4 separate regions of the Homo sapiens genome follow, and regions 2, 3 and 4 are each linked to region 1. A link is a loop called in an ENCODE intact Hi-C map of the cell type or tissue named here. Cell type or tissue: endothelial cell of umbilical vein. All regions are shown on one strand.

The links. Peaks named below come from ENCODE experiments on the same cell type or tissue, not always from the same donor. Only the 100,000 strongest peaks of a DNase experiment are listed, where the experiment ranks them.
Region 2: it touches region 1 in a loop (7-fold over the local background); 3 of 110 quality-filtered maps call a loop at or near these places.
Region 3: a loop joins it to region 1, with 6 times the contacts of the local background. A loop is called at or near these places in 3 of 110 quality-filtered maps.
Region 4: a loop joins it to region 1, with 6 times the contacts of the local background. A loop is called at or near these places in 2 of 110 quality-filtered maps.

Annotation. Positions count from the first base shown.
Region 1 is chr6:80,520,654-80,528,653 of GRCh38, reverse strand. The region is part of intron 1 of LOC112267962 (a long non-coding RNA gene); the gene reads right to left. Among named protein-coding and RNA genes, the nearest start is that of BCKDHB, 420 kb to the right of the region's middle. RefSeq lists a silencer at 4,748-5,042. In endothelial cell of umbilical vein, a CTCF peak has its summit at 4,977 (motif pointing left); DNase peaks (open chromatin) are centred at 4,923 and 5,873; H3K4me3 peaks cover 193 bases; H3K27ac peaks cover 1,967 bases.
Region 2 is chr6:80,451,274-80,459,273 of GRCh38, reverse strand. It overlaps a transcript of BCKDHB not described here. Among named protein-coding and RNA genes, the nearest start is that of BCKDHB, 350 kb to the right of the region's middle. In endothelial cell of umbilical vein, no CTCF peak of the experiment used is centred here; DNase peaks (open chromatin) are centred at 1,733, 4,213 and 4,883; H3K27ac peaks cover 2,672 bases.
Region 3 is chr6:80,333,653-80,341,652 of GRCh38, reverse strand. All of the region lies in intron 9 of BCKDHB (branched chain keto acid dehydrogenase E1 subunit beta), which reads right to left. Among named protein-coding and RNA genes, the nearest start is that of BCKDHB, 230 kb to the right of the region's middle. In endothelial cell of umbilical vein, a CTCF peak has its summit at 3,229 (motif pointing left); a DNase peak (open chromatin) is centred at 6,352; H3K4me3 peaks cover 377 bases; H3K27ac peaks cover 600 bases.
Region 4 is chr6:80,634,180-80,642,179 of GRCh38, reverse strand. The region is part of intron 2 of LOC112267962 (a long non-coding RNA gene); the gene reads right to left. Among named protein-coding and RNA genes, the nearest start is that of BCKDHB, 530 kb to the right of the region's middle. In endothelial cell of umbilical vein, no CTCF peak of the experiment used is centred here; a DNase peak (open chromatin) is centred at 3,309; H3K27ac peaks cover 1,771 bases.

The sequences.
Region 1 (8,000 bases):
AGTTGTTTCTCAGCCATTTGGTTAAACTTTTAAAATAAACATCTATAAGCAGTCCCTAAAGCCCTTGGGCGGTGGGTGCTGGCAGAGTTGAGCCTTTGTGGTGTGCTGTAGGTATTTTTTATACCTGAAAAGTTTTCAGGTTAAACATTTGTAAAGGAAACTTTTTTCTGAGTGCAAACAAGGGACAGGGTACAAGGCTGATCTGGTGGTAATTAAGGGAAATTAACCAGGAACACATGTAGTCATCAGTTCTCCCCCTTGTCCCTGACTTTCAGAAGCACTTTTCACCAAGACACTAGTGGGCAGTGCCTTGCACAGAAGTTGCTTGTTTATCTTATCTTCATTGTAGCCACTCTGGAACAAGAACAGAAAGGAAATCCCCTGCAAGCTCTGTCTCCCAATTCTCTGGCTCTCAACATCACTGGTAGGAATGGAATACTAAGAGAGGCATTATTGAAACCAAACTCAGTCATTCTTGGCCCCTGGAGCACCATGGCAAGAATTGGGTACTTAGCACCAAATGACTTAGTTCTGAACAGAATGAATTGGCAGTACTGAAAAGGGAGATGGTTGTTTATAAATATTTCATGGAGTTAATGGAAAAAGTACTAAAGAGAAGCAAACAGTGTCACACAATGCACCTGGTAGACATGATGCACCACCTGAGGCATTTTCCAGTTAGCTTTGCCTTTTTGTACGTTGGGTTCTAGGAATCAAGTAAGTTCTTTTCTTTTCTGATTACTCTCGGTAGATTTGTTTCACTATTTACATTCCTATTACCAAACATGTTTGGCGGTACCTTTTTGTGAGAAACCAAGACCACGCATTTTCTGGATCTGCTAAAAACCTCTCTGACCCAGGGTACATCTGTAGAGATTTTGAAATCTGTATTTACACATAAAGGTACGTACACTGTGTAGAGCAGTAACTAAGCAACTATCATGTAATCTGATCCTGGAAGAGAACAAACAACGACTGTTTACTCTCTCTCATCCCACTTACATTTTTGAAAGCCCAAATAGAAAGTACTTATAAAAACAGCACTGAAACTGAATAGATAGGCTATTGGTGGTAATGACTTACTCACGTGTTGCTCAAACTTAAGAAGACCTTAGAGTGTTTTAAAATGTTTCCTCTACACAAGTGAACTTTAACCTTGATAAGGCTCACAACAATTATTGTATATAATTCAACTGTCCAAATATATGCTTAACTAGTATGTGGATGTGGAGTTTAGTATGAGTGACAAATCTAAAAACGCAGCATGCTATTTCATAGAGTGCATTCAAAAGTAAAGCCAAGGAGAACATTCTTCATGGGAGGCCTGTTCAGACATCAAAGTTCTGGATAATATTGACAAGGCTCATAAATTTGGAGGGGAAACCCAGTGTATTGCCCAAAAACTAAATCAAATATTTGGAAATAATTGAAAATATTTGTACAACTATGATCGAATATCAAAAATTAATCAACAAAAGAAATAAGAAATTTAGCCAGAGTAAGCAAACTAACATGATTTGAAATTCAGACAATCCCATTTGACAAGGAAAATATAGAAAACAGATTTTAATTCAGGTCCAATCTCTGGGACCAACCTCCACTTTTGATTTATACATGGAAAGCTCTTCAACTGGAAAAGAGTAAGGACGGAGCAAAAGGTGAAATAGCAAGAATACTGAGGGAAGAGTCACTCATGGCTCTTCTATACAGTCATAGATAACTTGGTTCCCAGAGAACCTAAAAATGGACAAGTTGTGACCAAAGCTTAGCCCTGATTCATTTCAGCAACTTGCTGACACTTCTTGAAGAATAATTCCAACTGTGTTGCATAGGGTTTGCCAGATGAAAAATGTAAAATGTCTTCCACATTAAGATCACGTGTGCTGTAAAGAAGTCGTTGACTTTACTGAAGCTTTTATTAAGCATATCTGATAGCCCAGAAATAATTTTCAGTTACCAGTCTCTTAAGGACTGTGCTTTTTTCTAAGCTATGATAACTGAAAATGTCCAAGGACATTTGGACTTCTCTGGGAAAAGTTCTAAAGGGGAGAAATACAGGTAATTCAGTGCATTGTTGATGTTCCAGCTACAAGAGTTTCCAGATGAGAATGAAGGTATCTACATAAAAAACACTGGTAATTCTAATTCTAGTGTTCAATTTGAGTGATTTTCCAGGCTCAGTGTCTCATCCCTATAATCCCAGCACTTTGGGAGGCAAAGGATGGCAGATTACTTGAGGTCAGGAGTTCGAGACCTGCCTAGCCAATATGGCAAAATCTCCTCTCTACTAAAAACAACAAAATTAGCCAGGCATGGTGGAACACACCTGTAGTCCCAGCTACTTGGGAGGCTGAGGCAGGAGAATCGCTTGAACCCAGGAGACAGAGGTTTCAGTGAGCCAAGATGGTGCCACTGCACTCCAGCCTGGACAACAGAGTGAGACTCCATCTCAAAAAGAAAAAACAAAACAAGTTTGAGTGATTTCAGAGCAAACAATTAATTACTGAAAAAAATAAAAATGTAATTATCTTCTTTTGTCGTGAAGAGATACTGAAGCCATGAACACATGGGAAAATATCTTTTTCCTGAGGATACGGCCAGCCATGCTCCTTACGTGGGGGCATATTGGAACAATTGTCCCGCAAAAGCCCGTGCTCTGGTTTCCAGAATGTCAGAAGCCATTCTGTGGTAGCTTCAAAAAGAAGCTTTTTGCTTGGAGAAAAGCCTCATGTGCCAGTGAACAGTTTTTAAAGAGATTTCTTCACCTTTCAGTTTTGATGAAAAAATTCATAGTGTTAGAGCTGTGACACCAAGAATTTTCAAACATGCCAACATCCACTATTAGAAAAGCTATCATATCTGCTGCTCCTGCTCCATATCACTCTTCGGCCTCTTTTCTGCTTTACATTTGTATGGCACATTTTTAAATCACTTAACATACTACGTACTTTTTACATATGTTTATCATCACAGCAAAGACTTTGTTTTATTCATGTTGAATAAAACATCTCTAGTGCTTAGATTGTGGAAGAAACATAATTACTCGATATGCTGTGCATATCAAATTCATATTCTCATTCCTATTTTATAAGAAAAAAAAAACCTGAGGCTCAAAGAGATTAAGTAATCTACCCAAGGACATATAGATGTAGATAATGATGTGGCAGATTCACTTGCTTTTTCCAAAGTGTTGACAAATTTAGCTACTTGGAGAAAAAAGCTTTCAGCAAATTAATGCTGTATTTGGAAGAACACATAGTTTAGATATCTCATATTCACTGCATGTATTATATTTGCTGAGCATTTTGTAGCCCATATATATATCTATCTATATATACTATGCTTTTATATATATATTCTATGCATATATATATATTCTACGCATATATATACATATATATATTCTATGTTTTAAAAGAGAGATGCCTCAAAAGGGAAGATTTGCAGGAAAACTCTACAATGATTTTTAGACCTTCATTTTGTGTACACATCATTTTGTGTGCACATATTCTCATTTATATTTTATACAGAAAAAAAACCCTGAGGATCAGAGAGATTAGGTAATCTACCCAAGGACATATAGATGTAGAATAGTAATCACTGGGTGTAAACATAGGTTAAATACCAACAGACTATGATGTGATCACTGTTTGGGGAGGATCACTCGATGATGATTATGACAATGACAATAAGAACAAACACTTGGGCAGTACTGACTATGGACTCCATGCTTTCTAAGCATATACAGTTGTCACTAACTCATCTCATCCGCACAGAAACCCTCGAAGTGTAAACTATTATTATCCCCACTTTACTGATAAGAAAACTAAGGCACAGAAAAGTAACTTGCTCAAAGACATACAGTAACTGTACATAGTTAAGCCAAGATTAAAACTGAGGCAGGCTAGCTTGAAAGTCTGTGCTTTAGCTCTCTACTCTCTTGACTTGAAAATGGCAAAGTGTGTCTTTATTCAGCAAGCCACTTGGCAAGTCTTGATCTTGAAGACAACAGAAGATGTGTGGATTGAATTGAAGCAAATTAGCAGGGTTTATATTTTATTAAACAAATTATGTTAAGCAATACTGATTAATTAAACAGTGTTACCTTAGAGGAAGGTTCCTAGACACATACCACAAGGTCCATTCTGTTCAGTATTTACATCACTTGAATGGATACACAGAAGACAAGCTCACCCAGTTAGCTGATGACAGCAACCTGCAAGGTTCTGCAAAGGTGTAGAATGGCATAGCTTTAAAATAACTGTGTAGCACCCTCACTGGAAGGAGAGTGACAGAGTGTTCAGAGAAGGGCAGCAAGGCTTCTCTTGAATCCTCCACCAGTGTTAATGCTCTTCTTTTCCTCTCTCCTCCTTCAGCCCCACTTCCTTTTCCTGTTTTAAGCTACAGCCTGTATCATGGTCTGTTGCCACTTGCAATGGGTTTGCTGTAATTTAGAATCACTGATGATGGTAACCTTTCTGTTACCCTGCTCCCTACCAAATACTGAATAGTCCTCCTATACCCAGGTGGATAAAAATAAAAACAGCTAAGGCAAAGTATCTTTCTAATTCCCCACCTTCTCATAATACCTTTAAAATCATTCTATCGTAGTTACTTGGTAAACGGCATTCTGCTCCCACGTCATTCACATTAATATTTAATGTTTGATCAATTTAAATGCATAGAGTTGCAAAGTGCACTCACAAATTCTTGGTAGTTTCCATTTGAAAATAGAAGGATGACTCACCAGGCTCTCCTTTTCCTGTAAACAAGCTTAGTGCAAAACACTTGAACCCTGTGTGTTTTTAATGTCCCTAACTTCTGAATGTTCCTGTGTGATAGGGGCGGATTAACGGCTCAAGCCATATAACAGTAGGTTGAGAACAAGCCTTCCAACTGCAAGCGGTGTTGTGTTTCCTGTAGACAGGTGGAAGCCGCCTCGGCTTCGGGCTCAGGGATGCGCCCTCTCCTGGCTCTGGGCCTTCTGCGCCTTTGTTCAAGGGCTTCGGCATCCACAGCTGGAGAGAAAGTGGCAAATACTAAGAGGAAGTAGCTAAAGAATTCCGGAAATTCTGCCATTTCCTTAACAGAGGTCCGCATAAATAGTAGAGCTCCTGCACCCCACCACATCTGCCCTGTCCACCTGACCCTCCTGCGCCATAAAAGAAAACACACCGAAGACCCAATGTGGACCACAGAGAAATTTGTTAGAGCTGTTGTTTCACTGGGTTTGACATTGACTTGAGGGAGCGGGACATCTAAGCTACTTTTAACAAATAACATCATTTATTAATGCCTCTCTGTGCCTGAAGCAACTCATTTGTTATAGTGCCTGGGAACACGGCCGTTGAGCTCATTTTCAAAGAAAAAGGAAGGAGGACACTGGAAAATGTTTCCTCTCAGGCAGACATGCTGATGAAAAGTTGCTTGGTATACGTCCAGATTTCTGTCTCTTGCTGAATTTTTAATCTTGTTTCTCTTGGATGAGCTTCACCGCTCTGGTTTTGACCACTGATACATGTGTAGGGGTTATGCTATTCTGAAACTATAGATTTTGTTTGACAGGGGCAGCACCTGGAAAAACTGGCTAAGGAAATAGTGGTATTTCTCTATTAACTCCCTTAGCACAGTCTCCATTCTTTACAGCTTTCTTGAGAAATTGTGTTAATAATAAAGCACGTTTGCAGTGAGCAATTATAGTTCATAGACTTTTCCTTGCTTTGCTGAAAAGGCATTACCTTCAAATGGATGCCAAATAGCAATGTTCTACATTCAAAGAGGATAAGGGGGTTGTGTGTCTTAGAACTACCTAAATCACTCCTGTAATTTGCAATGAGGAAAAGGGAGTAAATGTCCTCATGTAAAATTCAAAAGAAATACTGGGACAATATCTCCCATAGCAACAGCTGTTTTAGAAGTTCCGGCATGATTAACAAGCGTCTGTTTCATCTTTTTTTCCTTTGTTTAAAATCAGACTGCAGCCTGCTAAATCAGCAGGTCAAAATAGTACAAAGGCTTTCACAAAAGAAAAACGTGACTTCTATGGATTTGTTTTATTTTTCTGTTGAGATCAATTATTTGCCATATTGTTCATCTGCTTTTAATTAATCGTTAGCTAACCATGATTAAGTGAAGAAGCTGATTGTTTTAAAAAATCAAAAAATATTAGTAAAATAAAAATTCTATATCTTCATTAATATTTACATCGATTAACTGACCAGAATACATTTCAATGCAATAATAGCTGCTTGAATTTACTGTCAATACACAATGACATTTGACTTCTGAGTCAGTGGGCACATTCCAAGCTTGATTTCTTCAGACAGCGCACTCTGAAATGGAGTGTTTATTTGAGAGGGCTCTTAGTATCAATACCTGTGGAAAGCAGAGGTAAGGAGCAGAGTTTAACAGTGGCCCTGAAATACCAACAACAGCAACAGCCTCAGCAGACCCCACAGGTTGCTCTGAAGCTAAAAAGCCCTTCAGAGACTGGCTAGGTCTTCCTACTCTACAGTGATCGATGTTTGAATGTGGGCTGCTTCAGACAGGGGATGTGATACCATCCCCAAAGAGGATTGATAGCTGATGACCTTCTTCCAGCAGCACTATCAGCAGCTAAAAGAATAATTCCTGTAATCCAGAAGACAGACTGGGGTGGTATGTCACTAGTCCACCATAGTATATATGTATAAAATCTAACACTCATCTTTTTAATAAAAGTCATAGAAATTAGGGAATATAACACAAAAACTAAACACAATCAATATTATTCAAAAATTATTAAACATTTTGGAGCTGGGAATAAAGCACTTGATCAGAGTTACAGTACCTATTAGTTCCTTAACATATCTGGAAAAAGAAGAAATTTAAACCCATTAAATTCCCATGAAAAATAAATGAAATAACCACTTCTGGGAAGAAAAGAATATTCCAATATAATTATTCAAAACATGAAAATTAAAAGATTTCCTGTGTTAGTTTCTAAAGTAAATTTCCATGCAAAGGTTATTTTAATTATCCAGCATCCACATGTGTTATAAATGTGCTTAACTTGATAAATGTACCTTCTATAAATGTCTTGCATTAGTGCAATGTCAGTTATATTAATTATCATTTTAGAGTCTGCTTTTGATTAAACTGTGTATGCTTAAAATACAATTAGGATACACAAACATAATGTCTCACTTATAAATATTTATAGATGTCATTTTTAGCAATTATTTGTATCTTTATTTGATAGCAATAAAATGTAAGCATTCAAGAACACTGGGAGTTTCTATACAGATTTTTTTCTGTAAATAGCATTTGATAAGGACTAAGCATAATATTTTCATTAACTGTATACTTGAATCATCATCATGTACGTGATATGATTAAGAATGCATTACATAGTATTGTATCGAATAGTCAATTACATGTAATTAATGTATACATTGCATTGCAAGATAAAAGAAGACATGAAGAAAATGTGTGACTCTTTTGTGAGCTCCAGGAGGCCGGGGCAGCGTCTGCATCTGTTTTGCTTACCACTGAATCCTTGGGTCTTAAAGCATATGGCACATAGCGGGCTCTCAGTTTTAAGCATTTGGTGAATAATGAAGGGATTATAAATCTCAGTTTTTAAAAAAGCAAGTTTTCTTCCATTTCCAAAAATGAAGGAATCTGGTTCATGGTTGTTTTCGGGTTTAGATAAAAAGTTAAGAATAAACATTTTAATGGCAAATTTGAATTTACATATTTAGGTTAATACGTTCCTTGCTCTCTGTATTATTTCACAGATTGAAACAGATCCTCCTTTTACTTAAAACAAAAGATTTATTTTCATTGCAAGATATCAAAATGAGACCTAATTCCAATTTTAATATCATATTGCCCAGCAAACATACTAAACAGCAAGTGCTAAATGTTTTGGAGAAAGAGCTATTAAAATTTTGTCAGCAGGATAAATAAATAAATCCTTTTAATAAAAAGGATATTTTAAAGTTTTATATATTTGCTCT
Region 2 (8,000 bases), 69 kb after region 1:
ATATACCACATTTTCTTTATCTACTCATTTGTCAATGGACTTTTGGATAGTTTCCACATCTTGGCTACTGTGAATGGTGCTGCAGTGAACACAGGAGTGCTAATATCTCTTTGAAATACTAATTTCAATTCTTTTGGATAAATACCCAGAAGTGAGATCACTGGATCCTATGGTAGTTCTATTTTTTATTTTTTGAGAATCCTCCATACTGTTTTCTATAGTGGCTGCACCACTTTGCATTCCCATCAACATTGCACAACGGTTCCAATTTCTCCACATCCTCAACAGCACTTATTATATTTTGTGGGTTTTTTAAAATAATAGTCATCCTGACAAGTGTGACTAATATCTCATTATAATTATAATTTGCATTTTCCTGATGATTAGTGACACTGATATTTAGCTTAGTTTTGTTCATGACAGTTAGGTGATTTTTTTACTTTTTTTCTCACAGTGAACTACATAGAAATTCAGGTCAACATTAGAAACAAATTAATATATGAATATAAGTCTCAGTCACCCCATCCCTCAATGTCCACATGTAATCAAACACTATTAGTAATAATAACTATCATTTATTGATTACTATAGTTACCTGGCTAAGCACTTGACATTAATTATCTCATTTAACTCTAACCACAACTCCATGAGGGATTTCTATTACACATGCTTGATACATGAAGCACCTGAGGCTTAAAGAGGTTAAGTGGTGTCACACGTATTCACTGAGTTTGTATGTGGCCTAGACAGGAATCCGTTTCGAATCTCTGACTTCAGAGTCCAAGATCTAAACCACCATACACACTGTCTGCCTTCACAGAGCTCCTGCTGCTTCTTCCATCCACTAAACAATAACTGGAAAAATTAAGACATTCATACACGTGGACAAATTCACATAAAATGCCCAGCCTCTGTCATGTGCCCAGATTCCCACAAACACTTTTTCTTTAAAACTTGATTCTGGCTATTTGTTTGACCCAGGAGGTGAAATTAGGTTACTGCAGACTGATTTATTATGCATTTCTTCTCTCCAAGAATAAGTGAAGCCTTCCTTTGATCTGCAGAAATTGTGCAGAAAAAATTAAGATGACTGGCAAAATAGTCCTTCCTTCAACACTCCTGGCTTTTCTACAAGAGTTTGCCCCATTCAGTTTTTCAACAAGCCTTTCTAAGGCTTCATTGAACTCAACCTATAACTGGGTTCTGTGATAGACACAAAAGAGAATAGTTCCCTGCTTTTAATGAAGGTAGTAGCTTATATAGGAAGACAGTTAACTTACGTGAAATCTATGTCTATATACAAGCTTCAGCTAATGCACTCCAAAATACACAAGTGCTGAGAATAGCAGAAAAAGGAGAAAAATTGCCCATATTTCCAGATATACAAACCCTTTGTTTCTCATCTTAAGACGCAGACGAAAGGGGAAACATTTGTCTTTGATTTCCTGGCCACTGGCACTTTTGAGTCTTTGCAATTTGTGAGGTTTCTATACACTAGGAAGCCATAAGAGGGCCACAAATAGGATGAGTATGTTAGCAACAAGTAAACCAAGGTAAGCATCTTTGTCTGACTTCCCGGTAGATGAGACAGGTCTCAGCCTTCAGCAGTTTTATGCTTTCCTGCAGGACTCTACACAATTGTACATCAGTTCAAGCAATTGCATTAGCACAAGAGTGCTGAGCTGTTCCAAAGAGAATGAGTGAGCCAATAGCTATAGCTGGCAGCCAATGAAGGGAAAATGTGCTCTGAACACTCAGTGACTCACCCAAACAGACAGGAGGGAGTGTGTGCCAATTTAGCCTGGACACACTGCCAGAGCTCACACACTCAGCAGGGTCAGGATTTGCAGAGGAGGTGAGTTCTGCTGCAATCCAAGAAAGTCAAGCAATAGCTGCAGGGGACTAGAAGGGTGGCATTTTTCTGCTGGTGTCAGCATTAAATTCCCATACTTCAAGGGTCCAGGGACTTGCCTCTAAAGAAAGCATAAGTCTGAAAGGCAGCAGAGGTGGCTGACCATTGAAAGTCCTACTCACGTGTGCCAAGCTCACACCAGGTATGCCATGTTCAGTAGTTCTAGTTGCAAGTCACATTCCAGCTGAGGTTACTTCCTATTTCATTTTCTTATGTAATTTAAAATGCCACCAAATTTATCTGTATGCTTCTTGTTTACTCTCTAGCTACTTATCGGAAAAAGGAGTGTGTCACATAAGTTCACAATATAAGTGGTTGTGTTCAGAAATCTGTTTATGATGAAGAAGTCTAATTGATTTATTATTTAAAAAAACAGTTTATTGTGGCCAACATGAAAACAAAACAGAAATGTGTTTGGCTGTCAATACAGCATAATGAACTCATATTTTCCTCCATGAGAAGGCAGAAGGATCAAGACGGAAGATGTACTAGTCCTAAGAAGGGAAGAATCCTTTTTTTCTCTGAAACACATGTATGAGAATGCATTTACACTATAGCTTTCAGGCTTTTGAGCATAAGAATCCCTCAAGGAGCTTATTAAGAATGCAGTAAGAATCCTCATAGATTGTGATCCAGTAAGATTCTGCACTTTCAACAAGTACCCAAAGTGATGCTGTCTTACAGTACATTGAGCCACTTAGCAAGTGGCATTTAAGGGACAACTGGCAGGACCTTCAGGCTAAATATTATCTTCATACTTAAATGCTTAGCTGCTTTACTTTGAATCTTGAAGGCTTTTTTGTTTTCTGGTAAGTGATGGAGAAGCGGAAAGGAGTGCTACACATGCTTTACACCTTTGTAAGATAAACTTTTACCGGGGATTAAGTGGCAACCAGCTAACAACAATAGACAGAAATCTGGGAGCTAGGAAAGGAAGTGTGAATGATGGGGCAGGTGAGAGACACCCCCAAAGCTTTGTCAGAGCCACAGCCTCTTACCTGAGCAGGGAAGTACCTTGGATTTTGTTGTTGCAATTGTTCTTTTATTCAACGTATGGACATCCGATATCTACTTTGTGAAAAGCACTATGTGTTGTTGTTTTAGGGTTTTTGTTGGCGGTAGTTTTTTTTCTTTCTTTCTTTTTTTGAGATGGAGTTTCGCTCTTGTTCCTCTGGCTGGAGTGCAGTGGTGCAATCTCGGCTCACTGCAACCTCCGCCTCCAGGGTTCAAGAGATTCTTCCACCTCAGCCTCCCGAGTAGCTGGGACTACAGGCGCCCATCACCACCCCAGACTAATTTTTGTATTTTTAGTAGAGATGGGGTTTCACCATATTGGCTAGGCTGGTCTCAAACTCCTGATCCACCCACCTCAGCCTCCCAAAGTGCTGGGATTACAGGCATGAGCCACCGCGCCCAGCGAAGGTTTGTTATTTAAAAGAACGGTTACTGAGTCCCAGCTGCCCCTGAGGTAGTACTCAGCATGCCTGCTCTCCAACGTCAATGGTCTTCTTTTTAGCTTGCCTTCTTGACCTGCTACTTTGTTTGGGGTGTGAAAGACAAGACACCTAAAATGTGGTTGGAAATGTGATAAGAGATAGCTAAATGTTTGTTAAAACATTAAGGATTTTAAGAATTGCAGAAGGGGAGATTTATGTGGGATTGAAAACATGCAGAGAGGGAAGGGATCCGGTCCTGTAGGGGATATCCCATTGCATAGGTGCATGTCTTGTGGAGTTAGCTAGTGAGAAATTTCTCCGTTGACGGGTACTGAAATAACAGTGAAGAAAAGAAATATCTAGTATGCTATTTTTACTGCATGGTATAAAGGAGTCTAAGCCCTACAAGACTTCAGCATAGTCTGCTACTATGAATGCCTTACATGAGCCATATTATCAGGAAAATCCAAGAACAGTAGTAGTTTTCAAGTCAGGTAGGTTCAAAGCTGAGATAAGGTAAAGTCTTGAGGAGATGCGACATGTGTGAGATTCAGGACCAACAGGAAATGGTAATGAGGGTAACTATGAAAAGGAGACTGTAAACCTTCCAGAATTTGTAGAAATCTTGGAGGGAGGCCCTGAATTTCCCAGAAGATGTGAGATTTTATTTATGTTTCAGTAGGTGTGGTAACCTAGGCTGACAACTTAAATACACAAAAGAATGTAAAATATCTTTACATCTCTACACTTCCTCTCTCACTTCCCACACATATGTCTTGGTCTTTAAGGATATTACTCATGGGAGCATGAGATACATTCACAATGTTAAACGCAGGATGCTTCTATATGCAGGAAATAAATGGGAGAGGAGGCCGGAATGGTCTCTGTGTAAAATAGGAAATATGAGGCAAGACATTTTCCAGCAGAAGTGATTAGACAGGATTCATAGACAACATGAGGTCAAAGCTCAATTCTAAAGAATAATTAGAATCAGAATAGTGTGTTGAAATTGATAGGCAAATGTATGGGCGGGAAAGTTCAAACCACAATGGAGAGTCATTAAGAAGGACAAGTTGGGCATAAACAAGAAAGGACAAGCCAGGGCTAGACTGCAGAACGTAAAAGTCAACTTTGGAGGACCTAGTCTGACAGTGTAGGGAGGGGCTCCTGATTCTGTGTGGTCTTGCCTACAAATTCATACACATATTTTTCAGATCTTCTGGGCCTTCATCTCCTTGGGACCCATCTGGAAAGATAGTTATAGCATCCAATGCCTTGCAAACAATACTCAGCTCTATCCAGGTCTCTATGGAAGATCAGAGGCCATGAGGTCTGCAGCTCTGACTATTTAAGAGATGTATCAAGACTCAGCTCATTACCTCCACAATATTTCATGCCTGAGAATCCCACAGCTTCATTACTCAGAAAGTGTAGATCCTCAAGAGTGTAGTGGGTCATGCATATGAGCAGCAGCACTTTCCAGCTCAGCAAGTTCACATACCTCAGTAGTGTGTGGCCAATCTGTCAAGCCACCAAGTAAAAAACAAGTGTGACTAATTGTGGTTGGAAAGAACAATGACCCAGAAACACCCTTTGTGGAAGAACCAGTGCTGATTGTGAAGTTTTGCTCTCAAGAGACAGTGTGTATTTCTAGTCGACTCATTGTGCCTATTTTTCTAGGGACCATGTGCTAATTACCTGTAGCTCTGCTTCTCAAAATTACATCTGTGCTTGCAGAACTGGTCTTTCCCTTCTTATGTTCACAGTGTTGGCCTCTGGGACTCCCTCTGCATCCAATTCTGATTTCAAAGCCACCCTTCAAAAAGTTAAAGTGAAATTGGGTCAGGTAGAGTGTATGAGCATATTCCTTTAAGAATCCATACCATAGCATGTGAGCCCAAATGCTCATGTCACAGGGCTCAACATTAAAAGAAGAAGAAATATAAGCAGAGCCTTTCTCAGGGTTCTGCTTGTGGAAAAACAAGGCAGCAGTGTGAAGCAGAGTGAAGAACCACTTATTCTAGGCAGTATTAGAAGAAGAGAATGAAAATGGAGGGGAGAAGGAAATACAAGAAACTTGCCGAATACCTAACTCTCTAAATAAAGCAGGAAGAACAGGAAGAGATCAGGAAAATAATGCACTATAATCCTCAGCACTTTGGGAACTTGCAACCTCCCCAGAGCTGAGGGTGTTCACAGGATTCCCCCATCGCACACCCGACACTACTCCTTTTTATCTATCATGCCCCATCAAACCTCACCAACACAGTGTCTCATTTCCTCAGGGCTTTATGCAAATATAATATCATAAACAGTCAAAATAGATACAGGGGACATAATATCTCCTTGCTCAGAGTTAGGCAGGCTATCCAACAAAATTGTTCTATATTTTCAGGAGGCCCAGACACATAGGACCACACTGTGGTATGTGTATGAACTGTTTTTCACATTGTGGTCCTATATGTCTGGTCATTAATGCCATGCCCTAAATATCTCTAATTTTTCCCCTTGGGCAGAAGGGAAATTGCATTTCCCTCTCCTTGAAAGGTCCTGTGTTTTTCCCTGCCCCTTGAAGTGGCTTTGTGATTTGCTTTGACTATGAAATGTGAGAAGTGACATGTAGCACTTCTAGGCAGGGGCTTTAAGTGCCTGTGGATAACTTACCATCTTCTCTTTGCTGCTTCAGTCACAGTAGAGCATTTCATTGGCCGGAAATTTCATTGACTGGAGGCCGTGGGCAACTATAATGAGCAGAGCCCCCAGTTCCCGCTTAACCACGTTGGAAATGAAGCATGAAAAAGAAATAAACCTTTATTATTTTCATCCACCAAAATTTTGGGAGTTATTTGTTCCTACAGGATAACTTGGCCTGTCCATACTGATATATATTCATATGCATTATAATAGTGATTTTCTGAAAACAGCAACTAAATGCACGTGATTTTTATCTATGCATGTTTCTCTTGTGGGAAGGAATGTAATTCGTGGCAGACAAGAAGACGGCACTAACTGTAGAAGAAAAGATAGTTTGTTGCATGCTAAGAAGTATTAGGTTGTACAAAGTCATTTGCTCCTAAATCCTCCCAGATAGCTCTGTTTCCTGAGATTTTATTTATCCTTGATTTAGTTATTCTTAAGACTTCTTTTGCTGTTGACTCTTCCTCCTTCATTTTGTTACTGTTTGCCTCCAGTGTGCTCCATGCCCACCACAACCTACAACATTCTGCTTCTAATCTGCCTCTTAGAATTGTGAGTAAATTAAGAGCAATTAAATTTTGAATGAAGAACTAAAGAATGCTTCTGTGAGTACAAAAGTTAAACTGTCACACACACAGACTCTTTAAAATAATAATAAAATAAACATTTCATAATCCTTTCTGGTATATTATGCATTTTTACATTAGTGATTTTTTTTCTCCTTTAAGCTCTGTGGGACTTGATAGTGATCATTTTTTATTCTTATATCCCCTGCATCTACATTGACTGTTTAGATATTATGTTTGCATAATGCTATACTCATGTCTCCATTTCTGTTATGAAGGTTACCAGATAATGGCAATCGTGATAGCTTGCATAATTTTTCTCAAGTATTTGTTCTTCCCTTCCCTGTAAGAAAACATTGATTCCCTGCCTTTGCCATGTGATTTGCAGGGCCTCCTATTGGAATATACATCTCTACCCCACTGAAATCGGGCTTGGTCCTACGACACACTATAGCCAATGGAACATGGGCAGATGTGATGTAAACCATGTATACAAGATCTAAGTGACATCATCATATTCCACCTCTCTCTTGCTCTCTCCCCTCTGCCACCAGACTGTACCATATTGTGACCACTCCAGCAACCTGGGGTTCAGAAGAAGACACATGGAGCAGAACTGAAAAGGAGCCAGCAGTCATAGCCAATTCATAGCTAAAGACTGTAATATAAGAAAGGAATAGATGTTTGTTTCAATTCACTGAGATTTGGGGATTATTTGACATCACAGATATTGGTTATTTTACCAAGGCTTTGACTGGAATGGCATATTTTCAGATATGACCAGATTGAGGGGTTGAGATTGACTGTATAGAGCCAATAAAAAAGCCCCTTGAAAAGACTGGCCCAGGACCTTGTCTAAATGGTTTCCTTACAAGGTTTCTGACCTGTGATACTGTGATAAATAATGTCACTTTCTTTTTTTTTTTTTTCTTTTGAGACAGAGTCTCACTCTGTCACCCAGGCTGGAGTATAGTGGTGTGATCTCCGCTCATTGCAACCTCCGCTTCCCAGGTTGAAGTGATTCTCATGCCTCAGTAGCTGGGATTACAGGCACCTGCCACCATGCCCGACTAATTTTTGTATTTTTTAGTAGAAATGGGTTTTGCCATGTTGGCCAGGCTGGTTTCGAACTCTCGGCCTCAAGTGGTCCACCCGCCTAGGCCTCCCAAAGTACTGGGGTTACAGCCTCTTTGCCTAGCCAAGAATGCCACTTTCTAGTGGGCCCAGAAACCTCAAGATATTTTGGGACCTCAAGAAGAGCAAAATTTGTATAGATATTACAAGCACAGTCTAATGGTGAATGCTTGGCTTGGCTTCTGGCCTCAAAGCTTTTAAAAAGTTGAATTAGAAATTCCTTATAAAAGTTCCAGTAAAACCAATTTAAAAAGA
Region 3 (8,000 bases), 190 kb after region 1:
AGAAGTTCTGTTGGTATTTGTTAAAATCACTCCTTTCAGCATAATGACTAACATCATCAAACTGGATTTTTATTTTTTCAAATAGCAATGCTCCTAACTCCTCAAGAATGCAAGCATCACTCTTTCCAGGAATACATCTATATGTCTGCACGAGCATAGAAAAACATCTGCTGTGAAGACACACTTGAACTGTAAACAGTGGTTACCCTTTGAGGCTGGGAATGACAAGGAGGTGAGAGAAGACTCCACGTTGTGCTTTATAATATATTGTTTTGGTTTTTCGAAAACAGTATTAATTTTGTAATAAATGATGCTGAAATAAAGGAAAACAGTAAAGTGAATAATGATTTTCTTATATGAATAAAAGTTCCTGTGTTATGTTACATAAATTTGTGATTTTACACATAGGGCTTCCTTAATTTGGAAACGATTACTGTAAATTATGTAGCATTAAGTTGTTATAATACGCTATTATAAGTATATAAAATATAAAAATCATGGAAGATAATTCAAGGATATATAAGAGAAGACTACGAATAGGATATCAGTCTTTTTAAGAATATATGCTAACTGACTGAAACAGCTTGAAATTCTCTTCACCAACAAAAGTATATTAAAGAGCCTTAAGTTATTTCTTCCATGAACTTCACTTTACACTTATTTTTAAGCAGTTGGAAATAAGACCCTTAGGTCAATTAAGCAGCTGTACTTACTTCTCACTGAATTGGTTCACATATAAATAATTTATGTGTGAGTATGTTTCTCTGCACTACCACCAAAACAGAACACCTTGTTCAGCCTCAGTGTTTTCATGCAGAAGCTGTATACATGTACGTACGTACGTATGTACACACACACACAAACACACACACACACACAGAAAAAAAATACCGAATCCCACTGGCAAGTTTGTAGATTAATGAAGACAAAGTATCTCTCCATTATAAATACATGACGCCATAACCATAGCAACCATGTGCCCTGAATTTTCATGACAATTCAGATTAATCATATTCTTCTGTTCCATAACTTAAAAACCATATTTGATGACTTTTCATTCAGAAAAAGTAAGCCACATAAATTGGGAATTAAGTAATGGCATAGCCTACAGGGCTGTTGAGAGACTTACATGTATTATGCAGAATATGGGCTAGAAACGGGGAGTGTTCGTTTATGGTCTTTCTCCCCACAGAGCTGTGTATGTAAGCTGGCTCAGTTCACGTGGAACAATAACATATGTGGCTGTGAGGCTCCAAAGCAGATTATAGTGTAACATGTAACCAGAGACGACAGGCACCTAGAGAAACTTTTCTCTAGCTACTTGGGGTCTAAAGTTGCACCCAGGATCCAGTAAGAAGGACTGAAAATGAACCCCAAAACAACAATTTAGTACCGCCTACATATATTCTGTTGGCAATGTGAAAGCACATATGACAGGTGCTTAAAGAAAAGTAGCTATTTCTTCCAAAAGACGCTGTGAAATTTTAGAATATAGTATTTGAATTTACTTCTGAATATGCCTTTTTGCAACAGGAGAATTTTCATTCTAAATTATGTTAATAATAAACCAGGCATGGGCTAAATGAGTTATATTTTATCTAATTTAACCATCTTAACAAATCCATGAAGTCAGTATTATACTCCATTTCACAGGTGAGGAAACCAAGATAAAGGAGGTTGCCCAAGATCAAATCGCTACATACACAGCCAAGTAAGATTCGAACCTGACTACAAAGCCCATTTTCTTAGTCACTCTTCTGCAAATTTTAAGACCCTACTATTGAGAATAGCAATGATAAGGGAAAAAATTGAATTAGGAATAAAGAAGAATGGTAATGTGGAAGGCAGGCTTGGATTATCAAGGTTTGACAATATAGCCTTGAGGGCCATATGAGTTAAGTTCAGTCTTAGAAGCCTCTTTCACATATAAAGAAAGGTGTAGGCTAAGATATGTGAAGGAGCTGAAAACACAAACTTGATCATGAAGGTAATACACAGAGCAATGAACAGATGGTCCTGGGTAGTGGGAACCTCCTAAGCCACACTAAATGATTCCAATAAGCATAACTCCAATTGTTTATATATTAGCCATCTGGATTGCTATGCACATTATAGCCAGAAAAGAAAGCAAACAATGTGAAATAACAATTCCAAATCATTAAAGTCACAGACACAGGCAAAATATCTTCATTTGACTATTTTCTGTAACAAAACAAAACAAATTTACCTTTTTGTCTTGTTTCATTTTTGGAAAATGAAGTATCTTGTTAAAATTAGGAAGGACAGACAACCTTTAAATTTTCTAGCAGGTAAGAGAGGACAAGCACAAATTAAAAGAATAAGATCCATTACGGTTTTAAGTAAAATATATTTATGGGGCTTTTAAAAATTAAGAGTACGTCAATTTATTCCCATGTTTTGATGAATGTAATATGTTACATATTATGTGTCCATAAAAACACATATATTAAGGTTTTCACAGGTTTCCTTGGGATCTCTCAATATCTAACCCTATTTCTCCATTCAAGTTTTAAGTATGTCAATCCCTAATTCTCCTTGTCACAGTGTCACTGGAGTTACATCACTGAAACCTCTGTCTCAGGCATTACACATCGTGGCTTCGCTCATCCTCAACAATTTTTTTTTTTATGGCAAGGTTTCATAATATAATTGATACAGCACGGAATTTGGAATTCTATCTGAAGGGATCTTTGTTCCATTGTGACTTAACCTCCCCGAGGTTTATACTGTTTATTCAACATCAAAATAGAAGTATTACAATTCCCCATTATTGCAGTTTCATATTGTTTTATGACTCTATTGTTATCTTGCCTCTATGTCTACTTAGATTCTGCAGTAGCATATAAAAAGTACCTGGTTTCATGCCTGACATGTCATAGTGCTCAATAATTGCTAGATTTTACAAGTTAAAGGAATCCCATATTTATAATAAGCACAAGGTATTTTAAATAATAGAACAAATTATCATTAAAGACAAAATTCAGGTACACAGAACGGTCAAACCTGAAAAGTAGCATCCGTATAGCACAATGCCTAAACAGCTAACATTTATTAAACACTTACTAAGCCTAAAATGTGTAAGAAAATACCAAAAATACGTAAGGCCTGTATGAGGAAGAGGGGTGGAGAGCACTGCCAGAAAGCCTTAAATGCACTCAGGCCTCTAGGAAAGGCAGTGTCCGGTGCTGCCCCCTGGTGGGGTGCAGGACGCCTAAACGCTAATTGCTGGTTCCGGGGTCGGGGGCTGGAAATCCCTCCGCGCACACAAGGTGCCTATTTCCCACTATAGAAAAGTGGCCTGTCAGTCAACTTCCGAAAAGTTAGAGTAAAAAAGCCCAATAGACAACTGGATGTAATGAACGTATACACACTTTAAAAAACAGAGTCAAGAATAAAGACCATCCAATATCATTTGGTGTGCTTTTAAAGCAATCATTTGCTTTTTGTTTTTTAATGCAAGACAATTCCAGGCTCAGATTTATTTCTAAGAACAATTTTGGAATAATTTTTACTCAGTTCTTCTGACGGAAAGTTGGCTACAGCCCATTGTGCAAGACTATATACCATCTTGAGTTGGAAAACTGTGAAGAAAAGTTCAAAGTGAGATCGGAAAATTATAGGTCTTTTATATATGTTCCTACTTCTTATATAGCTGGTATAGACTGATAAATTTCCTTTCTTTTCCTGCAAAACTATTAACTAATTTTTCTAAACATTTAATGGAAAGCCAGAAAAGCAGGACATTGTACTAAGAAACATATCATAAGTCAAAACAGGCATACGTTTCCTGTAGGATTATCTGATAAATCAGGATTTTATGTTGCTCCTTGGACCAATGAGAAACATCACTCCACAACTTAATTTCCAAGTAGCAACTCAGAAAATAAACATTTAAATTACTTTGCAAACAGCAAGGTCCAGGTTATTTCATGTAATCATTATACTACCACAACACACTTAACTATGAGAATATATTTTATTTGGACAGGACTAAATTATAAATATAATGGATAAATATATATGTAATATAAATTATAAATATAATGAGTATTGAACAGAACATATAGCGATCATGGAGCTATCATTTCTTCTCTAGGAAAAAAACATTAAGAAATAGTTTTAAATGCTGTGTGAATGTGCTTACTTTTAAACCTAAATTGGAACACCATTTAGTCCTTAATTATTAAATTAATAAAACAGCAGATATTCTGCTTCTAAATGCAATTACCTTCTAGAGGTCATAATTAGTAGTATAAGAGTTAAACTCTAAGAATATGAGAAAAACAAAACCAGTATTCTAAAATGATGTATAGTTGATACTTTTGAAGTCCGTGAACTCACAGATTTATATTTGTCCTAGTTATGTAAGGCTAGACATCACTCAGCTTCCAAATATTATCACAGAATATTTACTTTAAATTTGTTTTAAATCTGCCATGAACATTTGCCCATAGTCAAAACATGAGTTTTAGCAAATGAGAAAAAAATGATTCTGGTCTCTTGAATCACACTTTCTCAGCAAATGAGTCACAGAAACCTGTGAAGGCAGTATGCCAACAACTCCAAATTAATTTCATTACTGAATTAAATAAACAGAACTTTACGAATGTAAAATATTATTTTTCATTTAAGCTAATGCTTTAAACAATACATATCATGTTTGAAAAATAAAGTTTAAAAATAGTATGTACCCAATTTTTCAAGAGCATGGATCTATCAAATTAATTATTTGGAAAGCAGAGTCCCTAACCTACCCCCAAACTAATAGGATGCTCCCCCAAATGTTAGAAGTATGCTTATTTTATTTTGTTAACACCATGCACATGAGATGCACAGAACAAACACTCATTGATATAAGGTCTCTCACTTTTAAAACACAGTTGAACCAATGAGTAAGACAGTAAATAATATAATTTCATCCAGATTTGTATAACACTTAAAATATTATTATCAAGCCTATTTCAACAGTGCTTCTATGTAAAATCATAATCTTGACTAAATTAAAATCTGAGATCTCTATTACTTAACTTCACTGAACTATCTTCAATGCCTGCTGACTTAAAAAAAAATCCATCTCTTCCTCCTTAATGCAAATTACTGGCAATCTGGTAAATTTGGTTTTTTTTTGTTTTTTTGGTTTTTTTTGCTAAGATTTCTTTCCGCTAGTTAAAGAATGGAACTGAATCCTAAATTAGGATTTTTATTTAAATTCAGATTCCATTTTTAAAGTGGATGCTTATTTTTTGAAGTTAGAACGAAATGTTATTTCTGATCTAAATGGGTTTCCCTGGATACAATCTAGCTGCCTAAAACAAAGTTGGAGAATGGTATTAACAAATTCTTAGAAATAATTAGTAGTTCAAATTCAACAGCTGTGTCAGAATAAAATCATACATTAATATAAAATTGTCAGAACCTCAATATATTACCTATAGAAACTGAAATAAATTTTAAAATCAAAATTTAACATTAAATCAATAATTTATGTATTAATTTAGAGATTATAACAATTTTAAGAATATGAATTACTATTTTCTCAAAACTATAGCTTTATAAATTTTGCTATTTTAAAATCAGAAATAAGTAACAACAGGGAAGTGACAACTCATTTCTGTAATTTATAATCTTACATAAAGTCACTTTTTAAAAAAGTACACTGTGCTTATTGTTGTCCAGAGACCATACTTAAATATTTTAAAATATTAACTCATTTCAATTTTTATAAAATCTAAATTAGCAATCATAAAGGTAAGAACTAGCACCTCATATAAACCACTTTGTTTTTCCAGGTAAAATCTGTAAAAGCTTGTTTCTGCTTTCAAATTCTCCCCTGCATAGTCTTGAACTATCAAAGTTTCCTCACCATTTTCACCTGCAGAGCACTGTGAGAAACAACGGCAAAAAAAAATTTTCTTCACTAAATCTCTCTGCAAAACATTCTGTTTATTTGCTGTAGTCAGCCTCTAAAGATGTTTGAGGCTTTAAAAGTTCAAAGTCTAAAATTTAAATTCTTTATGAGATACACTATGTGCAAGTTTTGACATTTAAAATGTACTGGGCTACCATGCTTTTGTTAAAACACTTTACATTCAATAAAGAGGAAAAAAGGCAATGCTCTCAAATTTCCACAGACGCTGAAGCTTCTCAAATTTTATAGTTCAAATTCTTCCTATAGAAGAAAGCACTGACGGCAACGTTTGAAAGTGGAATTTCCTTAGAATGTGGAAGCATAATGATAAACATAAGCGACTTGCAGCACTGGGTCATCTCATGAACAAATCGCTCTCTGTAAGGTAGGATTTCTGATTTGCTTGGCACCAAGAAATGTAAAATACTCCTGAAAAGTGGCTTTTGATGATCATACAAAGCATTCAATTTTTCTTCTTTTTTTTTTTTTTTTCCCACAAAATTCTTCATCTAGCAGTCTTAACACCACCAAATGGTGTTCTGAAGACAGAAATCAATCCTGGCTAAAGCAACCAGACAATTCTTTTGTCTCACGAAACAGAAAACATATTCTTTTAGAATTTGAAAGATTAGAGCTACATTAAGATTTCTCCTAAAACTTGTTACTGTCCCAATTTTGCAACCTGTTTTTAAGTTTGAAGACTAATTACAAAACGAAACTACCAGAATAGAGTGATTTCTCCCTCTCTGGCACCATCTTTCTAAAAAGTATGAGAAGCCAGACAGTTTTTGAAAGGATTAAATTAGACAAAATAAAAAGTATATATATATACATATAAAAAATGATGACTGAAATATTTGCTATTTTACAAATTGTAATCTTTTGATAAAACAGTTTTATTTTACTGCTTTTTCCCTTCTCTTTAAATATGCTAAATTTCTTTTAGTGTATGTTTAAAAGAATGCAAAGGACTTGCTAAACATAAAAAAGACAAGAAAAGGGGGAGGGGGGAATCTATTTTTATCTACACAATGCCAAAAGAGATGTACCAATGTTTTTACTAAAATTAAACTTTTTTTTTTTTTTAACAGTTAATCTTGGGTGCCATAGCAACACAGCCTTTAAAGCTTGGTTTTGCTCAGTGAATAAATCAGACCAAGTCATTTTTCAGCAGTTTAATTCCAGTCACCAGATCACTGCAATTTTACTAATAAAGCACAGCAGAAATAAATGTTCTATACTATCATCATTAGGGAAATGTAATCAGAAATTTGTTAATTGAACCCCATTAGTAAATTTATCTTTGTACTCTCAAAGTTTAATAATTGAACAAATTAACAAAGCAAACAAGTTTCTGGCAGGAATATCTGACCTAAGTAAGAAAAAATTGCTTGAAATTGCCCTATTATTTATATGCAGATGATTTTTGCTAGCATGATGAGTTCAAACTATTCATTAAAACACATCTAGCAATTGTAATTATTGTTTGTATCCAATGGAAATAAAATTCAGAATTCAAAATATACTTTTCTACTATATTTACCCTATGGTTCAACTTTAAATTTGGTTAGTATTTTATACAAAGAAGTCTTTCAGATTGAATGTCTTAATTTGCATGCACACATTTTCACATTCAAATTTCAAGAACTGGGAGACATTTCAGAATTAGGGGAAAAATACACATGCCTCCTTTTTTACTCCCATAATTGGGTAAATGGTATGCTGATAAGATGAGCCCAGTTTTATACCTATTTTCACAAAGTACATATTACATGCTCAGTATAGACAAATTTCTAATAAATCTGATAAAACCATTGATCCATTAATGAAGAGGTAGTTAGTGACTGGAATCTGGTTCTGGATACTTTCATAGTTAAGTATAAAATATAAAATTAAAAATGCCCAGAGATACTATTTATTAATAAACTTAGGTAAACTAAATGTATATAGTTCATATAAAAAGCTATTAGTCACATATTTTGTTTAGATGAACCAGGGCATTTACTTAATAATTTTTATCTACTTACTTGGGGCTAAACTACATAAATTCAATCATGTCCCTCAATTAGGA
Region 4 (8,000 bases), 110 kb before region 1:
AGGGAGGTATTGATCAAGAACAGGTGGTGATTAGGAGTACCTTGGCAAAGAGTGTTCCTTTTACACAGGAGGGATGGAAGAGGTTGACCATACTTTGACCAAGAGAGGAAAGTGCAGCTAGGAGGAAGAAAGATCAAGAGGTTCCAGCTACAGTTTCTCCACATCCCAAAACTGAGAGTTGCCCTATTGGTTTTCAGAAATTGTGAGGCCAAGAGTACTGGGGAAGCTTGTGATAAGTGCCAATCTCTGAGCCCTGGGCCCCAGAGATTCTGAATCATATGACTGGCAAGGGCAGGGCTGAGGTGGAGTGGAAGAGATGGACCATATAAATATTATTTTGAGATTTACCTCAAGTATAAGTGATACAGATGATTCACAGATATGACTTGTTCCTGTATTCTTTTCCCTTCTATTATCACGCATGTGAATGACCACAGAAATGTTTGCTTATGATTCCAAACTCAGTCCATTCAGAGCCTGCCTGTGCCATCCACTCTTTCACCATCCCAAACACGAATCTTATATGTCCTTTCTGTCTAACCACATCTGTCTCTGTTGCTCTTTTATTTTCAGAAAATACACTATACCATGATTTGTTTCTCTTCCCAACTTACTAACTAATAGATCTTGGAGTTCCTTCTACAATAGCATATATATATATATATATGGTGTATATATATATATATGGTGTATATATATATGGTGTATATATATGGTGTGTATATATATGGTATATATATACTATATATGGTATATATATAGTATATATATGGTATATATATAGTATATATGGTATATATATAGTGTATATATATGGTATATATATAGTATATATATGGTATATATATAGTATATATATGGTATATATATAGTATATATATGGTATATATAGTATATATATGGTATATATATAGTATATATATGGTATATATATAGTATATATATGGTATATATATATGGTGTATATATATGGTATATATAGTATATATATGGTATATATATATGGTGTATATATATGGTATATATATGGTGTATATATATATGGTGTGTATATATATATATGGTATATATAGAGACCATTCTTTTCATTGGCTGCATATAAATACATAATTGGACGCATCAAACATTGTTTCACCATTGCTTTTGAGATATAACCTCAGATTTTTTTTTCTATTTTTTCTATTACAAGAAACCATGCAATGAACATTCTTGTACCAGATCTTGATGAACATAGACAATATGTTCATACAGTAAAATTTTAGAAATACAAGTTATTGGATTAAAGAATATGTGTATTTAAAAACTTCTGAATGTTTGAATTTTTCTCCAAAATATTTACTCTAAATCCTATTCCCAATTAGAATAAGCATGACTTTTCCCTTAAGCTTCATCAGTATTGCACATAAACAAGCTTAAGAATTTCACTCATCAGATAAATTTGAAAAACTCAGTTTTATTTGCATTATTTGATTATGAATAAGGCATATCCTTTATATTATTTATAAGCCTACTCCATCTTTTAAAAATGTAAATTATATGTTCATATTTGAATGTTTTTCTGTTGCTTTAGTTTTTAATAATATTTTATAAAAGTGCTTAGAAAGTTAATAAACTAATTATTTCATATGCCATCTAGGCTGAAAACACTTTTCAGAAGCAGTTTTATTTTTTATTATCTGTAACATAAAATCGTCTGTCAAAAAAATGTGAAGAGTCTGCAATTTTACCCTGCTACTTGAAAGTTTCATAGAAACTGTGAAAAGAGCTGTGGTTCAATGTCCCTTTGTTTTGATTCTTCTGAATGCCCACAGTTGCAATTGCCAGAGAGGTTTCACAATATTAAAAGACCTGCTTCTAAGGCCTGCCTGTCTTTGCACTATTTAGTAATTTTTTCTACTACTTAATTTAGATTGATATATCATTTTACTACCATAAAAATAGAAAGTTTATTTCCATTAACTGCTAAACATTTAAAATGTTTTCCATTTAGACCCACTCCCCTTTTTTTCTTTGATAGGTATTTGAATTCTAATTTTTGGCACTTTTAATACTAAAATGTTGTTAAATTTTTAAATGTAACGTTCTTCAAGAAATTAATTAAAAATGATGTCCATCAGACCCAAATACCTATCACTCAGTGCTCCTCCCAACTTGTAAAGGTTTACTGGCTTTTTCAGTCAAATTTTTCTCACTACACAGTGTAAAATAGCAGTGATTCTCCTGAGCAACTGATTTGTTTTCGTCCTATAGACACTGAACCAATAATTAATCATATTGTCCTCTCTACCTTTATTACCTAAAAGCTCAAAGCCAAATCTATGGCCTACCACTAGGATCTGTAAAGGAAACCTCAGTCATGCAAACTGTGAACTAACCTCATCGTAAATTTGTTGTTTTTTCATTATTATTTCCTCTTTTGCTTACTTGGTTGTATCACATACTCTTTCATAGAGTGTCTTAAATAATTGTGGGGACTAAGCAGAATATAAATTAATTCATTAAACTCGAGCATTGAGAGAGTTCCCACTGAACCAAAGTTTTGCCTCATTATGTTCACCTTCTACTGGTTGACAAAAATCATTCTTAAAAATAAAAATGTCCTTCAGTGAACTCTTAGCCACTCATCAAGGCATCAGCATCATTTGTTAAGCAACATAAACTTGAAATTAACATTGTTCCCATCAGTAGCCCACGTACACAAAGTGCGTCACCTCCTTCCCAGGGGCTAATCAGAAATCATTCTGTCTTCCATCTGCTGCTTTTGACTATTTATTTGATGCTGTGAAGCATTCCCAGGAAAGCCTTGAAGCCACAAACTTCTCCCTTTTCCCATTTGTAGCATCTATGATTAGGAAGGTACAAAACAAAAATAAACTAACAAAACCACACAGAGCCAGGCTCCCATGGGGCAGCATTCAATGTTTCCCTACTTTTGGCTGCTTAGTGGTTCTTGTCATTACCTGACTCCCAAGGGCATGTTTATTTACATTTGGACAGAAAAGCAGGCTTTCTCTCAATCCTTTTTGTTGGGCTTTCTGGTCTTGATAAAGCAATATGTATTAAAAGAGTGCTTTTAGTGTAATATTCATTTAAGAGCAAGTATTTCAACCTGAATGTAAACCCCCAGAAAGGGAATGTATGTGCGCAGATTTCATAAGTACAAATCAGTGCACGTCTTCAGATCAGCATCTCTCCCAGCAACGTACAATTGTGTGACTGTGACTTTGACCCAGGCTGCTAAGGAACAAGTATCTCTGCAGTGACGCAGGAGGCTGAGCAGGAAGTGCCCGCTAAGTGTATTTGGTGACTCATATCCATTTGCTCTCCAGCTCACTGCAGTTTGCTCATTAGCATTGGTGCTGGGGGCTAATGGATACTCAGTAGGAAGTAATTTTTCATTGTAAATGTCTGGTGAAAAAATGGAAATGAAAACCCAATAAGCACTCGCTTCCTGACAAAGCTTTCCAAGACTGATAGAGATTGTGTTTTGAGAGGTCTGGTTACAGGGTTCAGTGGTGAATTTCAGGTTCTTAGGACTGATTACCTTCATCTTAAAATAGGCTTTCAATCTCCGCACCCCCGCCCCCACACACACAAAGTGTGAAATAAATGAAGCTAAGCTAGAGAGTTATATTTATCTCTATTTTCTGTTTCTTTTAAAACTATTAGAGGGAATTTTTAAAATACCATGTATTCATTATGTGTCCAAGCATCCAGTGGTGTGTTGGTAAATGTTTGACAACAGTCTCTGGGTAAAAAGAAAAGGCCCTGATTTCCACTGTTTGCTGATTCCCATGGTGTAAATACTCCTACCACAGCCAGTGTCAAGCTACAACATGAGCCTCTGAATGCGGAATTGGGAAAAAATGGAAACAATTATCTCTCCTTTAAGCCAGTAAGCACCAGTTTCACCATGCCCTGCCACTCCTCTAAATGCAAATGGGGGCTCATCTTCATGTAAAATGAAAAAGCACCATCCTTTTTTCACAGAGTACCCCAAATCAAAGCATGATTCTGTTAGGCTGCATGCCACATATATATGTATTTATGTAATTTTATTTAGCTTCTGCTTTTTTTATTCTCATTCCTGGCTCATTCAGTTCTCTTGGGTTTTTCTAGTGGCCCTAGGAGTAATATTTGAAATGTCATAGGAATAGCCAACTCACTAAAAATAAAAACTGGAGTATTATCTAACACTACGCAATTTTTTAAAAATTTCCTTGCATAGGAAGACTTTTGCACTATGGCACAAAATGATTGATACATTAACCATGTAGAGTACCTTATTGCTTGCCATTGTAATCTCTTCAGAATTCTGTTTTGTATCCAAATGTTTAACGCTTTTAGTGGTGATGATTTTTCTGAAAGCTTCTGGGACTATGTCTATACTTACCTTTGGAAAGTGAAGTGAAAATCTTGCTATTTAAATGAATGAAAGTCTAACACCTGATCAATTTAATGCCACAAATCATGAATCTATTGTGTAAAAAACTAAATTGACTACAGCTAAAGTACTACCAAAATATTATATATTAAAACTCCAGAATGCACAGGAACTTAAGACAAAAGACATCTAAGAATAAAGATTGTGAAGCAGTCTAGTTGTAGGCCTGGAACAGTGGGTTAGAGTTTGACTCATGGAGCCAGACTGCTTGGTCTAAATGCCAGTTCTGACACTTACTAGCTGTGTGGTCTTGGGCAGGTTGCTCAAGAGCTCATCCTCCCCACCACAGTTTCCTCCACTGTTAAGTGGGGACAATAATAATACCTAATTCACTGGGTTATAGTAAGGATTAGCTCTGTCAGTATTTATAGAATGCCTTTATAGGCAAATAAGTGTTTGCTAAATAAATTTAAAGGAGAATTTTCAAAGACTAAAAAAAAATGAATTACAGATCAAATCTAAACCTTTCAAGGGAGCTGATTTATAGAAGAAAGTGTAATTTCACCGAATAATTACATGATGACTCAATATTGCTCCCACTCCCTGACCATGCAAATTAATGCTAATGTGGCACACTGAATTACAGGTAAAAAATTTAACAGTCTAAACAGAAGAAACTACATCTTCCTATTTCAATCAGCCTGGAGAAAATCTTCTTAAATGGGAACATTCAAGTAGTCAAAAGGGTACCATTCTGATTATTAATAAAGACATACATGGAACTATAAAACATTCCCACCTTCATAGTATTTAATGGCAGTGGTAGAGGCATGGGAGCATGGATTAAGGCTCTAAGGAATTCTGAGGTATTACTAATATCTGAAATATCACTGAAAGTATTTCATGGAGCTATGATTCACAGCTCCTGTCAAATATCAGAGTCCTTTCAAAATTTAAATTGGATTTAAGTCAGGCATTACTTTCTATTCTATAAATCCTGGGTAATGATAATGAAGTGCTATAGTGTTAGTATTGAACATCAGCGCATTGAAAGGAGACAGGCCTAGGTTCTCTACTGTGTTTGCTCTTCCTAACCCTAACTTGCCCTCTTTTGGTTCCTCCTAGTCTCCTCATTCTGCTGACCTCCCACTAAGCATCAAATCTTCCCTTTCTCAACCAACATAATGGACCTGGCCTCTGCCCAGTTTCACAGCAACCTGTTCACAATATTCTACTACTATATTGTGTGGCTGTTTAAGTTTTTTATAGGTCTAGAAGTATTTTTTTTATGAATCTGGGTGCCCCAATGTTGGGTGTGTATATATTTAGGATAGTTAAATCATCCTGTTGAATTGAAACCTTTATCGTTGTATAGTGCCCTTCTTTGTCATGTTTAACTGCTGTTGGTTTAAAATCTATTTTATCTGATATAAGAATTGTGACCCCTTCTCTTTTTGTTTTCTGTGTGCATGACAGATCATTCTCTAACCCTTTACTTTGAGTCTATGAGTGTCATTACATATGAGATTGGTCTCTTGAAGACAGCAGATGGATGGGTCTTGCTTTTTTATCCAGCTTGCCACTGTGTGCTTTTTAAGTGAGGCATTAATTGGAGATTTCTCAAAGAACTTAAGGCAGAACCACCATTTGACCCGGCAATTCCATTACTAGGTGTATGCCCAAAGGAAAATAAATCAGTCCACCAAAAAGACATGCAGGCATATGCTCACTGCAGCACTATTCTCAATAGCAAAGATATGAAATCAACCTAGATGACCATCGATGGTGGATTGGATAAGGAAAATGTGTACATATACACCATGGAATACCATGCAGCCATAAAAAAGAACAAAACCATGTTCTTTACAGCAACATATATGCAGTTGGATGCCATTATCTGAAGTGAATTAATGCAGGAACAGAAAACCAAATATTGCATGTTCTCACTTATAAGTGGGAGCTAAATATTGAGTACACATGGACATAAAGATGAGAACAGCAGACACTGGGGACTACCAGAGGGGCAAGGTAGGAGGGAGTCAGTGGTTGAAAAACTGATTTCCTCACAGGCTCTCATGCTCCTTTGAAGTTCCATCCTTCTTGTCTAGAACATGGATACTACACTTGAAGGGGTGGCTTGCCCCTCCACACCTGTGGGTATTTCTAGTCAAGTGGGACAAGAGACTGGGAAAAGAAATAAGACACAGAGACAAAGTATAGAGAAAGAACAGTGGGCCCAGGGGACCGGCGCTCAGCATACCAAGGACCTGCACCAGCACCGGCCTCTGAGTTCCCTCAGTTTTTATTGATTATTATTTTCATTATTTCAGCAAAAAGGAATGTAGTAGGAGAGCAGGGTGATAATAAGGAGAAGGTCAGCAAAAAACATGTGAGCAAAAGAATCTATGTCATAATTAAGTTCAAGGGAATGTACTATGACTGGATGTGCATGTAAGCCAGATTTATGTTTCTCTCCACCCAAACATCTCAGTGGAGTAAAGAATAACAAGGCAGCATTACTGCAAACATGTCTCACCTCCCACCATAGGGCGGTTTTTCTCCTATCTCAGAATTGAACAAATGTTCAATCGGGTTTTATACCGAGACATTCAGTTCCCAGGGGCAGGCGGGAGACAGTGGCCTTCCTCTATCTCAACTGCAAGAGGCTTTCCTCTTTTACTAATCCACCTCAGCACAGACCCTTTACGGGTGTTGGGCTGGGGGACAGTCAGGCCTTTCCGCCATATTTCAGACTATCACATGGGGAGAAACCTTGGACAATACCCTGCTTCCAAGGCAGAGGTCCCTGCGGCTTTCCACAGCGCATTGTGCCCCTGGTTTATTCAGACTAGAGAATGGCGATGACTTTTACCAAGTATACTGCTTGTAAACATTTTGTTAACAAGGCACGTCCTGCACAGCCCTAGATCCCTTAAACCTTGATTTCATACAACACATGTTTTTGTGAGCTCCAGGTTGGGTCAAAGTGGCTGGGGCAAAGCTACAAATTAACAACATCTCAGCAAAGCAATTGTTAAAAGTACAGGTCTTTTTCAAAATGGAGTCTGTCTTCCCTTTCTACACAGACACAGTAACAGTCTGATCTCTCTCTTTTCCCTACAACGCTTGGTGGTAGGATCGTAAAAATGAAAACAATACAAGGATGGTGGAGGAAATAAGTGGAAGAAACCCAGTATAAAGTTAATATGAAGGAACAGACAAACAAACCAGCTCTGAACTACCTATCTCCAGACTTCTCAATAAGAGAGAAAAATAAACCCCTTGTTTGTTTATGCCAGTGTAGTCATATTTCTGTTACATGTAGCCAAGTACAATAATCTCTTCTATATTTCCTTTTTACATGTAAGAGAATACAAGCTTGGAAACATTAAGCAGCATGCCCAAAGTCACAGAGCTCCCAGATTTGCCCTCAACTTTTCTCTTCGATGCAGAGCCCATGTTCTTTCCACTCTTCCATACTACTTTTATAGACATACCAACATTCTGCGTTAAATCTGTAAAAGAACTCAGAAAGCATACAATCAAAATCCTCATGTTAATCATGAGAAACCTGGAATCCAGACCAGGTAAATAATCTGCCATTCTAAATTGTTAT